2 separate regions of the Homo sapiens genome follow, and region 2 is linked to region 1. The links are chromatin loops, found by intact Hi-C in ENCODE. Cell type or tissue: endothelial cell of umbilical vein. All regions are shown on one strand. Links, peaks and the distances in the headings refer to the core of each region. The heading gives the core; the rest is flanking DNA.

Evidence for each region. Peaks named below come from ENCODE experiments on the same cell type or tissue, not always from the same donor. Only the 100,000 strongest peaks of a DNase experiment are listed, where the experiment ranks them.
Region 2: a loop joins it to region 1, with 4 times the contacts of the local background. A loop is called at or near these places in 8 of 110 quality-filtered maps.

What each region holds. Positions count from the first base shown.
Region 1 is chr6:113,991,991-113,997,368 of GRCh38, forward strand. HDAC2-AS2 (HDAC2 and HS3ST5 antisense RNA 2) reads left to right here. Exons shown (of 10, transcript NR_125845.1): 2 at 1-28; 3 at 1,353-1,497; 4 at 3,610-4,070. Among named protein-coding and RNA genes, the nearest start is that of HDAC2, 24 kb to the left of the region's middle. RefSeq lists a silencer at 3,755-4,049 and an enhancer at 4,318-5,378. In endothelial cell of umbilical vein, for the core only: a CTCF peak has its summit at 3,044 (motif pointing right); DNase peaks (open chromatin) are centred at 3,071 and 3,881; H3K27ac peaks cover 2,106 bases.
Region 2 is chr6:114,058,830-114,064,207 of GRCh38, forward strand. It overlaps HS3ST5 (heparan sulfate-glucosamine 3-sulfotransferase 5), which reads right to left. Exons shown (of 5, transcript NM_153612.4): 4 at 3,910-4,048. The coding sequence starts at 4,016. The region is part of intron 4 of HDAC2-AS2 (HDAC2 and HS3ST5 antisense RNA 2); the gene reads left to right. Among named protein-coding and RNA genes, the nearest start is that of HDAC2, 90 kb to the left of the region's middle. In endothelial cell of umbilical vein, for the core only: no CTCF peak of the experiment used is centred there; no DNase peak of the experiment used is centred there.

The DNA of each region.
Region 1 (5,378 bases), core at 113-5,112:
GAAGAGGCTCTGACTGGCTAAAGTGTTGGTATAGTGATCACCCCAGGGTTAGGCAACCATGGCTGGTGAAAAGGAAAAACGTTATGAACCTGGCTGTGCGGAGCTACCTGAGGAAGCTTGTAGGAGAAGGGTCAGTTTGCAGAGAAAGGGGGGCCTGGGCAGATGACGCAAGAGGTGCCCATTACATCCCTCTAGAGGTGAGCTGTCTAAAATGGTAGGCACTGGCCACCTGTACTTATTTAATTGTAAATGTAAATTTCTTAAAATTTCCTTAGACACATTAGCCTCATCTCGAGTGCTCAATAGCCACATGTTGCCAGTGGCTACTGTATTGAGCAGTAAAGATATAGGACATTTCCCTCATTGCAGACATAGTGGACACCTCTCCTCTAGAGTTATCTGTGGTTCTACCAGCAAAAGCCCAGGTGTTCCAGCTAGAGAAACAGCAAATTTCTCTGGGACATGAACAACTAGAAAACATCTCACCTTGTCCTCCAATAACTTGGAAAGAATTTTTTTTGGTTGGAGACCCCAGAACTGGTTCTTGCTTTTGTTTGTTTGTTTGTTTGTTTTGTTTTGTTTTTGAGACAGTGTCTTGCTCTGTCACCCAGGCTGGAGTGCAGTGGCGTGATCTAGGCTCACTGCAACCTCCGCCTCCTGGATTCAAGGGATTCTCGTACCTCAGCCTCCTGAGTAGCTAGGACTACAGGTACACACCGCCACGCCCAGCTAATTTTTGTGTTTTTAGTAGGGATGGGGTTTTGCCATGTTGGCCAGGCTGGTCTCGAACTCCTGCCCTCAGGTGATCCACCCACCTCAGGCTCCCAAAGTGCTGGGATTACAGGCGTGAGTCACCATGCTTGGCCTGGTTCTTGATTATATCCGATTTGAGCACTGAGCAAAGCCTCCTAATCTCATCATGCCTGAATTCTTAGACTACCTTACCCCCAAATTTCAAAGATAATTAATTCAGTCATCCATCTCATCTTTGTTACGCCAGGATACCAGACAAATGCAATTCCTTTTAGTTAACTGTCTTGTCCAGTTCCCGTAATGTTCCGTTTCTTCTGCTGGTTTCCTTCTTAGTCTTGTCCATTATGCCTTATCAAAACTTTACATGGCAGAGATGGCTAGCTGTCCCCTAAAATTCAGCATCCCCTTTCACAGTGTAGAGATGTCAGTTGAATTTGGCTGCCCAGCCAGGAACCGCATCTTCCAGCCCTTCCTGCATCCAGATTATGCCATGTGACTAGTTTTCATCAATGAAATGAGAAAGAGATTTATGTCACCTCCCAGATGGGGTTTTTTAAAAGCATGATTGTTTTCTCTACTCTCTTCCCCTATCTGAATAGGAAGGAGTCTGTAGCTTTAGGGGAAGACAGAGCCACAAGATGGAAGGAGCTTGGATGTCTGAACTATTCCATGGAGAAAAGCTGCAGCCAACGAAGAACACCTGCAATGGACTCTTAACCTGGGGGTGACGACAACCACTGAAATGTGAGGGCTTATTCGTTAGCATTTGTCTAGCATTACCCTAACTGATATCTAATTAATTTCCTTACATCCTCAAACTTCTTGCCTTAAATTTAATCTCCTGCCTGTCCCCCAGGAGTTCAGTTCCCCTCAAGCTTCTGGAAGAGAGGCTGCTCATTCTTCCACAACAGCCTAGACACCATGGAGGCTGAGAGATGGTACTGGCATTTTCTTTTTTTTTTTTGAGATGGTGTCTTGCTCTGTCGCCCATGCTGGAGTGCAGTGGCACGATCTTGGCTCACTGCAACTTCAGCCTCCCAGGCTCAAGCGATTCTCTTGCCTCAGCCTCCCAAGTAGCTGGGATTACAGGTGTGTGCCACAGCTGGCTAATTTTTGTATTTGTAGTAGAGATGGGGTTTCACCATGTTGGCCAGGCTGGTCTCTAACTGCTGACGTCAGGCAATCCATCCATCTTGGCCTCCCAAACTACTGGGTGTGAGCCACTGCGCCTGGCTGTTATTGGCATTTTCTTAACTCCTAGTTGCATTGTTCAGACCACTTCACATGTGAAATTAATGCCATCCAACTTTTTTTCCTAGTTGGTGTTCCACACACAGATTGGCATTGACATTGTTATAGAGCCTGCCTATGCTCAGGGAGAGAATTTGAGGATGAAAGGGAATATTGGCATCAGTGTCTATGGCAACCTAAAGAAATGTATATGAATTTGCGTATACATCAAGCTCTCTAATTACCATGAGGAAAAACATGAATTCTTTCCCAGTCTGGTCCCTCTTATTAGTCTCACTTTTCTTTCCCCCATCCACCAACTGCATCATCTGTCCCATTTCCATGGGGTGTGTGGGCAGCTGAGGGAGATCCAGCATAAGACATCAGTGCTGAAAACCCTAGCCTGGAAACACCAAAGGCCAAATGAGACTCCATCACAGAATTTCTAACACATATATCCAAGGTGCAATGACCCAGTTTGTCAAACCTTTAGATTATGTGATAATTTACTGATGATTCACTTTAGAGATTTGAAAATAAAAGTACTTTTATATTTTTGTTTTTCTGAAAATGGTCCCAAAGTTCAATGATTTTCTTGCATATCTCAAATATTACAATGGGGTGATTTAAGGCCAGCACATTTTTGCAGGCTATCTGAAAAGAACTTACTTTTCCATAAAGCCCTCTAAGTTTCTTTGCCCTTATTAGATTTATAGCTGATTCTTTCAAAGCTGACTGTGACCTTGACCTGCAGACAAAAATAGCAAAATATAAATTTTGTGGAAGGCAGTAGCACTGTCTTTCTTGGATAAAGTCTGCATCTCCTACCAAGAAAAAATCTAAGAGGTATTGCCAAGCTAATGCACATGGTTAAAGTAACTGCCCCATTGCCCCTTTTCTTTCTTTCTTTTAATTTTTTTGTTCTAGGTTTACTGCACTTGCCTCTAGCAGTTATGGAATTCTATGCCACTCAAATCCTCTATCTGTTGCAAAAATGTGCATCCCAAGATGGTGCTCTTGAGCTGTGGTGCAGTATCTTCAGACAGACACTGTGGGTCCCACAATGAAGCAATGGAGAAAAAAGACACCACTAAAGAACCACCAGGGTGCAGCATTCCTGAGTGGCAGAAGCCATGCAGGAAATGGCAGTATGTACAGCTGGCACTTTGAAGAACAATGAATTCCTTCAAGGCTCTGTGCAGACATTTCAAACAGTGGATACCAGACAGGCTTGGCATAGCTTAGACTCAATTATAGCTAGAATTATTTTATTTCTGGGTAGGTAACTGAGAGAAGCAGGAATTGTGCATGTATCTCCATATGGTTTTATTTTTAAAGAATGAAATAGCAACAAATATAAACAACTGCTGTAACAGCAAAGAGCATAATTTCTTCTAAAATGAGGATTATATTTAGAACACTCCAAATGGGGACACACTGTCTGACAAGAAGTCAGAATATCGGAAAATGGAAGTGTCTTACTTAATTAAATAACCCTGAAGTAATTTAATATCATGAGTAGGTGAGACTTTTAAAAAGGGTTAAACAAAGGCATATCCCTAAGTAGAAATATGTAGCCCTATCACCTGCAAAATTGTCATAAATCTTTGTGTTTTATTTTCACAGATGCTGCATCTTAGTCCAGGGATTTTTAAAGTGTGGTTCCTGGAAGAGCTGGATCAGAGTCATCTGTGTTGATGGTTTAACATAAAGATTTTCGAGCCCCAAGACTCAAGTAGGACAAGGAATTTGAATTTTTAAGCAGCTCACCTGACTTGTCTGTCCTCTAATGTCTGAAGACATCTGACCTCTGCTCTTTCAGTAAAAGCAACAATGGTTTTATGAGCATTGTCGTCACATCTCTCCACTCAAGGGATCCTTCTCATTTCTCCCAGCTGAGGTCACCCACAGCTGCTGCTTCTAACTGCTGGCTTCCAGCCTGCTGTCTGCCAGCTGGCTCTACCCTCTCCTATAACACGGCAGAGAGTAGCTGTGGTCTCCTGCGTGCTCACCCTCTGCTCCCTTGGTCCTGCTCCATGCTTTGGTCCTGCACTTAAATTTTACAAGCATACTCTCTTTCTCTTAAGGTAAGCAACCATTTTAAATCTCAGCGGTAAACAAAACAAAAAATCACCAGGAAACTATATGAAATCAGGTTTTTTTGTTTGTTTTTGGTTTTTGGTTTTGGTTTTGTTTTTTTGGTGGTATTTTTTTTGTTTTTTTGTTTTTTGTTTTTTTGAGATGGAGTCTTGCTGTGTCACCCAGGATGGAGTGCAGTGGAGCCATCTTGGCTCACTGCAACTTCCGCCTCCCAGGTTCAAGCAATTCTCCTCTCTCAGCCTCCTGAGTAGCTGGGATTACAGGCACCCACCACCATGCCTGGCTAATTTTTGTATGTTTAGTAGAGATGGGGTTTCACCATGTTGGCCAAGCTGGCCTCAAACTCCTGACCTCAAGTGATCTGCCTGCCTCAGCCTCCCAAGTGCTGGGATTATAGGTGTAAGTCACCACGCCTGGCATCAAAGCAGGTTTTAACCAGCCTTTTTGTCCACTGATAACATAAAGGAGGTCAGCAGCAGCTAAGTCCTGTGCCAGAAGAGCTTTCTTGTCCTTTCACACTGCAAGAGAAATAATCACTTAGCTAAGAGGCCAATTTTACCTTTTTTAAAAAAAAATTTAAAAATGAGGGCGGGTGCAGTGGCTCACTCCTGTAATCCCAGCACTTTGGGAGGCCAAGACGGGCAGATCACTTGAGGTCAGGAGTTCGAGACTAGCCTGGCCAACATGGTGAAACCCCGTGTCTACTAAAAATACAAAAAAATTAGCCAGGTGTGGTGGCGGGCGCCTGTAATCCCAGCTACTTGGGAGACTGAGGCAGGAGATTCCCTTGAACCCAGGAGATGGAGGCTGCAGTGAGCCAAGAGCACACCACTGTACTCCAGCCTGGGCAACAGAGCTGGACTCCGTCTCAAAAAAAAAAAAAAATTTTTTTAAATGAGAGCTATATCTTATCAACAAAATTAACTATGTTCGTTTTTGGAGTTTTATTTTTGTAGCATTTACAGAAATCTGTTAAGAGCTTCTTAATTATAAAAATGAGTTAATAACATATTTCTCAAATTGACTTATCAATTCGTTGTCATTGTGGACGAAATTACTTTATAATCAATTACCATAAAGAAACCTGATTTGATTTCAGCTCACCCTCAATATTCAAGGCACTTGGATTGTTGGTCTCCACCCATTTATTATGTGGTCTACTAAAAATAGACCACATCCTAGGAGTTAGCATTCCAAGAACAGTTTCCACTTATTACTCACTTCTTGATATTTATGGAACTGCTCATTTCGCAAATATTTCAGCTCTACTCTCCAATCTTTAGAAGAAAAAAGAA
Region 2 (5,378 bases), core at 286-5,285, 67 kb after region 1:
CTTTCTATCTAAAGAGGTCAGGATTATATATCCACTTTGCTGAATATAGAATCAAACCCAATTGCCATCAGCAAGTGCTGTATATCACCTACCACACCTGGGACCAGGCATCAACAAGACCTTGACAGGGCCAGAAGCCTCAAGCCCTCATTGCCAAGCCCATTAAAATCAGGAACTCAATCTCATTAAGGAAGGAGTGCAATGGATATAGCCAGACAGGAGGATTTCCACTTCAGTATTATCCTGAATAGTGAACAACCATCTCTGCTTTTCTCAGGGAGAAAGATGTGGTAACAGTCACAATGATAGTAGACGATGGTGACTGTTTAATTTGTCATGGCTAACATATATGGTTAGCAAATTGAGTTTCCTTTTAGGTATAGTCTGAATTGAACTGAAGTTCATTATAATTCCCCTAAGTTGATCTGTGAGGGCATTTTAGCCTTCTTGGTAAAATTAAATAATATCAGTCAAAAAGGCTGTTAAACCAATTCTTACACTTGAAAGCTTCCAGTTATTCTAATAATTTGGAATCTGTGTCTCCCCCTCTGTGGCAATGAGGCTGTTGCTTGCTTTTCCCAAGAGACTGTATTGCATCTTTCTTGTTTTCTGAGATGAGAAACAACCTCAAGGTCATGCCCAGTGATATGGTTTGGCTCTGTGCCCCCACCCAAATCTCATCCCGAATTGTAATCCCCACATGTCGGAGGAGGGGCTTGGTGGGAGGTGACTGGATTATGGGGGTGTATTTACCCCTTGTTTTCATGATAGTGAGTTCTCATGAGATTTGATGGTTTAAAACTGTGTGGCACCGCCCCCTGCAAGCTCCCTCTCTCTCCTGCCACCAAGTAAGACGTGCCTTGCTTCTTCTTTGCCTTCTGCCATGATTGTAAGTTTTCTGAGGCTTCCCCAGCCATGCAGAACTGTGTGTCAATTAAACCTTTTTTCTTTATAAATTACTCAGTCTCAGGTATGTCTTTATAGCACTGTGAAAACGGACTAATACACTCAGCCTGTTCTGCAGAATTGAGGAGCATGGTCTTGGTCTTTGTTCTGTTTAAACAGCTATCTATCATAATGCTTAAGGAAAAATATCAATGTATACTACTTTTCACGATGTTTCTTTTTTATGATTTTTAAAACAACTCATGCTCATTGTGGAAAGTGTGAAAATATAGACAACTTTTTTTTCTTTTTTTTTTGAGACGGAGTCTTGGTCTGTTGCCTAGGCTGCAGTGCAGTGGCACGATCTTGGCTCACTGCAATCTCTGTCTCCTGGGTTCAAGAGATTCTCCTGCCTCAGCCTCCCGAGTAGCTGGGATTACAGGCGTGCGCCACCATACCCAGCTAATTTTTGTATTTTTAGTAGAGACAAGGTTTCACCATGTTGGCCTGGCTGGTCTTGAACTCCTGATCTCGTGATTCGCCTGCCTCAGCCTCCCAAAGTGCTGGGATTACAGGCGTGAGCTACTGTGCCTGGCCTAGACAGCTTTTAAAAAACAGGATTTAACCCGGTTAATAGTTTAGAGAAACATGAATTTTGTTTTTATAAATTTGTTAATGAGATTAATGTACTAGGGCTTTAAATGGAGGATGTAAAATTATCAATAGATACATAGGCAAAGATGCTTTTAATTGTGACACTGATTGGAATAATACAAGTTCATCTTTCAGTTCTTCTTGGGTTCTGGTTGAGAATTAAGCTCTAATTCCATAAGGCATCCATTGATGGATTTCTGTCCTAAGCACCTAGAATGATGCTAGTACCATCCTTGGAAGAATTGAGGAAACAGTCACTCAAATTCTTTTTTGTAGGATTTAATTCTTTCATAGTACCCTGGCTGAGAGTGGCTGATATAGACAGTCTCTGCTTTGTTTGAGGTCAAATGGAATTTCCCCACTTGTAGAAAGGGTCATTTTCCTTCTTTACTTCCTTCCTCTTTCTATCTTCTACCCTGGGAGATCACATCCTGCAGAATAGTCGCTTTTTGGACTCCCTAACTCAAGATAGAATGTGAAAATATGAGAAAATATCATATTCTTTCCCACTTCTGAAAGCATGGATTCTGAGTATGGGTCCCAGACTGAAAAATCATACAGGTTTAGGATTGGAAGGGATGGTAGAAGTAACCTCTGTCTCCCTCCCAGAAAGCAGGGTCTTCAGTTACTGGAGAGTGGGCCTAAATAAGCCTGTTACCTTCAGACATAATCTCAAAGTCTGAAGTGAGAGGCTTTTAGAAAGCCCACCAAACAATTCAATTCCAAATAAAAGCTATCCCCTTAGAGACTAGAGACAGAGTTAAAAAAATGAAAAGAATCATCAACTAAATAATAATGCATTAGTGATCATTAGATCAATTACTAAGTAAAAGGTAAATGATTGGAAGCTAATTAAAGGTCAGTTGGGGAGGGCTGGATATAAGAGTTCCATTACAGAGGTAGGCCAATGGCACCACCTCAAGGCTTCTCAATAACCATCAAGTGCTACTTTAGGAAACTACTGGAAGTCGGTGAGAAGCTCTGATTACACTTTCAGGGTAGGTAACAACTAGTGAGTGAGACAATTACTCAGGAATTTTGAATTGAGAAGCATCAAAGGAGTTCACTTTACCAGTCAAAATGACACCAACTGAAGGAAAACAAGGACCACTGCTATGTTATTTCTAAATAATCTAAGTGATAAGGTCTACAGATTAGCTTAAATTTTGGAAGGAAAAGAAAACTGAAAGGAAAAGATTTTCATTTTTAATTTTGTATGTGTTTTCACTGACTGTGAGAACTGAACTCATGGAGAACACACTTCAGTCTTTCCAGTGCAAGAATTAATTTTAAAGGGCCAGCCAGGCACAGTGGTTCACACCTGTAATCCCAGCACTTTGGGAGGCCAAGGCAGGTGGATCTCCTAAGGTCAGGAGTTCGAAACCAGCCTGGCCAACACAGTGAAACCCTGTCTCTACTAACAATACAAAATTAGCTGGGTGTGTGGCACATGCCTGCAATCACAGCTACTTGGGAGGCTGAGGCAGGAGAATAGTTTGAACATGGGAGGAGGAGGTTGCAGTGAGCCGAGATTACGCCATTGCACTCTAGCTTGGGCAATGAGCGAAACTCCATCTCAAAAAAAAAATTTTTTTTTAAGGGCAAAAAGGGAAGCTTCACATTTCAGAAATTAACTTCTCTGTCTTTGCCCATTAGACTAGACATAGAACACACCAGAAACATTTACTGTGAAGCCAGCTGATGTTGCTGGGACTTCTGCAAGTCCAATACCTCTCAACTGTACACCTATTTAGAGCTAAACCCTAGCACTGTAATTTTCTCTCCATGGATTTCCCATTGCTTTCTGGGCAATTATTCTGAGCAACAGCCTCCTTGTCTGGTGCGTTCAGCCCCTGAAAACCAGAGCTAATTAACATAGTTAAAACTCCCCACGCCTGCAGCCATCTTTCCAGAGCAATGGATTGCAAACTCGATGAGCTCCTTTAGAGGCTCATACATAATTTTAATGCTCCTGATAGCACATTAAGTGTCCACTCATAAATTTCAAAAGAAAGATACATAGATACATCATCACTGTTTTGCTACAGCTAGAGGTCAACACCAGATGCACACGGACCAACTGAGCTCTATTAAATGACATTTTTACTGTACACAGCTTTATCCCTTTCCTGAAAACAAGTGTCAATGCACACGGAATACAAATGGATCTTGACAAAACATCTTGGTTTGAGGAACTTGGATCTCTCTCTTTTAAAGGCTCAGTAAATCAAAATCAATACTGCAGAAAAGCATGTTTCCTGGGAATTTCGAAGGAGAAAAACAAGTGGATAGACTTAAAATTATGTCCTAAGGAAGTTTAAATCAAGCCTTAATGTCACAGGGGTATAAGCATGTGTTTTAAGCACCCACCTATCCAAGCTCCCAACTCTGGCGACTAGATACAGGAGACTCCCAACGGCAAGGCTTCCCAGCACCAGGAGCTTCTGTCTCAGCCACGCCTGCTGTTTGAATAGCATGGCCCTCCATCAACCTTCAGGACTGCTGCAGCCTGCGATAGAAGGACTCATCAGCAGCCATCTCTTAGAGGCTCTGTTGGTTGTCACAGAGCTAAGCAGAGGTGGAAGACAGGTGATAAGTGACACTGCACAAAGAGCAGATCCCATACCAACTCTCACAAGTGTCATGATGTAACAGGTACTTAGCAAAACTTACCTTTCTTTTCCTGGACCATGTTATAAGATCAAATACTAACTCAATGGGGAAGGATACTAACTAGTACTAACTAGACAGAACCTGTGAGATAATTGTCAAAGTAAATTAAAATGCATGTAACATATAGTGTGTTTGTGTGTGTGTGTGTATATATAAAATGATTCAAAGAATATGGATAGAATGAGCAACTTGGCCGGGTACGGTGGCTCAAGCCTGTAATCCCATTACTTTGGGAGGCCAAGGCGGGTGGATCACCTGAGGTCAGGAGTTCAAGACCACCCTGGCCAAGATGGTGAAACCTCGTCTCTACTAAAAATGCAAAAATTAGCTGGGCACAGTGGTGGGCCCCTGTAATCCCAGCTGCTAGGGAGGCTGAGTCAGGAGAATCACTTGAACCCAAGAGGTGGAGGTTGCAGTGAGCTGCGATCATGCCACTCCACTCTGGCCTGGGTGACAGAGAAGACCTGTCTCAGAAAAAAAAAAAAAAAAAGAGCAACTTGAGGCTTAACAGCAGGGCAACCATAAACTGAAGGCTCTGCTTCAGAATAACAAGGTGAATTTGAAATCCCAGTTCATAAGTTATCATTTTGAGCATAGCAATGACATATTTTAATTACATATGTTTTTGTTTTGTTTTAGTTGTGAGTAGAAGAAGGGGGTGAAATCGAAGTGATACTTACTGAAGTTATCAGTGGTGACTATCAGGATGTCACATGTTTGAGGACAATGGCCTTGGGGAACCTGATGTTTCCCTCCATGTCCTCTGCTCAGTCCTGGGTTCTGAAACATGTTCGGACTAGATGCTTTTGCTATGTGACCTCCCCTGGCTGTCAATGAATTTAGACAGGTTTGGTGATATTGGTCTCACTCTTAGATCATGAAAGAAGCTTACCTGGAAGCTCTGTTCTCATATACCTGAAATAAGGCCAGCTGAGGAGCGTAGGGCTTTACTAGTGCTGTTATTAAATTTTGGGGAAAAATGCAAGTTCCCAATTCAGCCTTTCTTATTAAAAATAAATCCAATCCCTCTTTCAAGATAAGATTGTTTGCCTCTTATTGAAACTCAAAATAGTAACCCAAGAAGGAAGCTATATAGATAGCAATGAGTCATGGTTAGAAATTGTTTTGCTGCAATGATATCTCTGTATTGCTATGTGAAGTTTTTC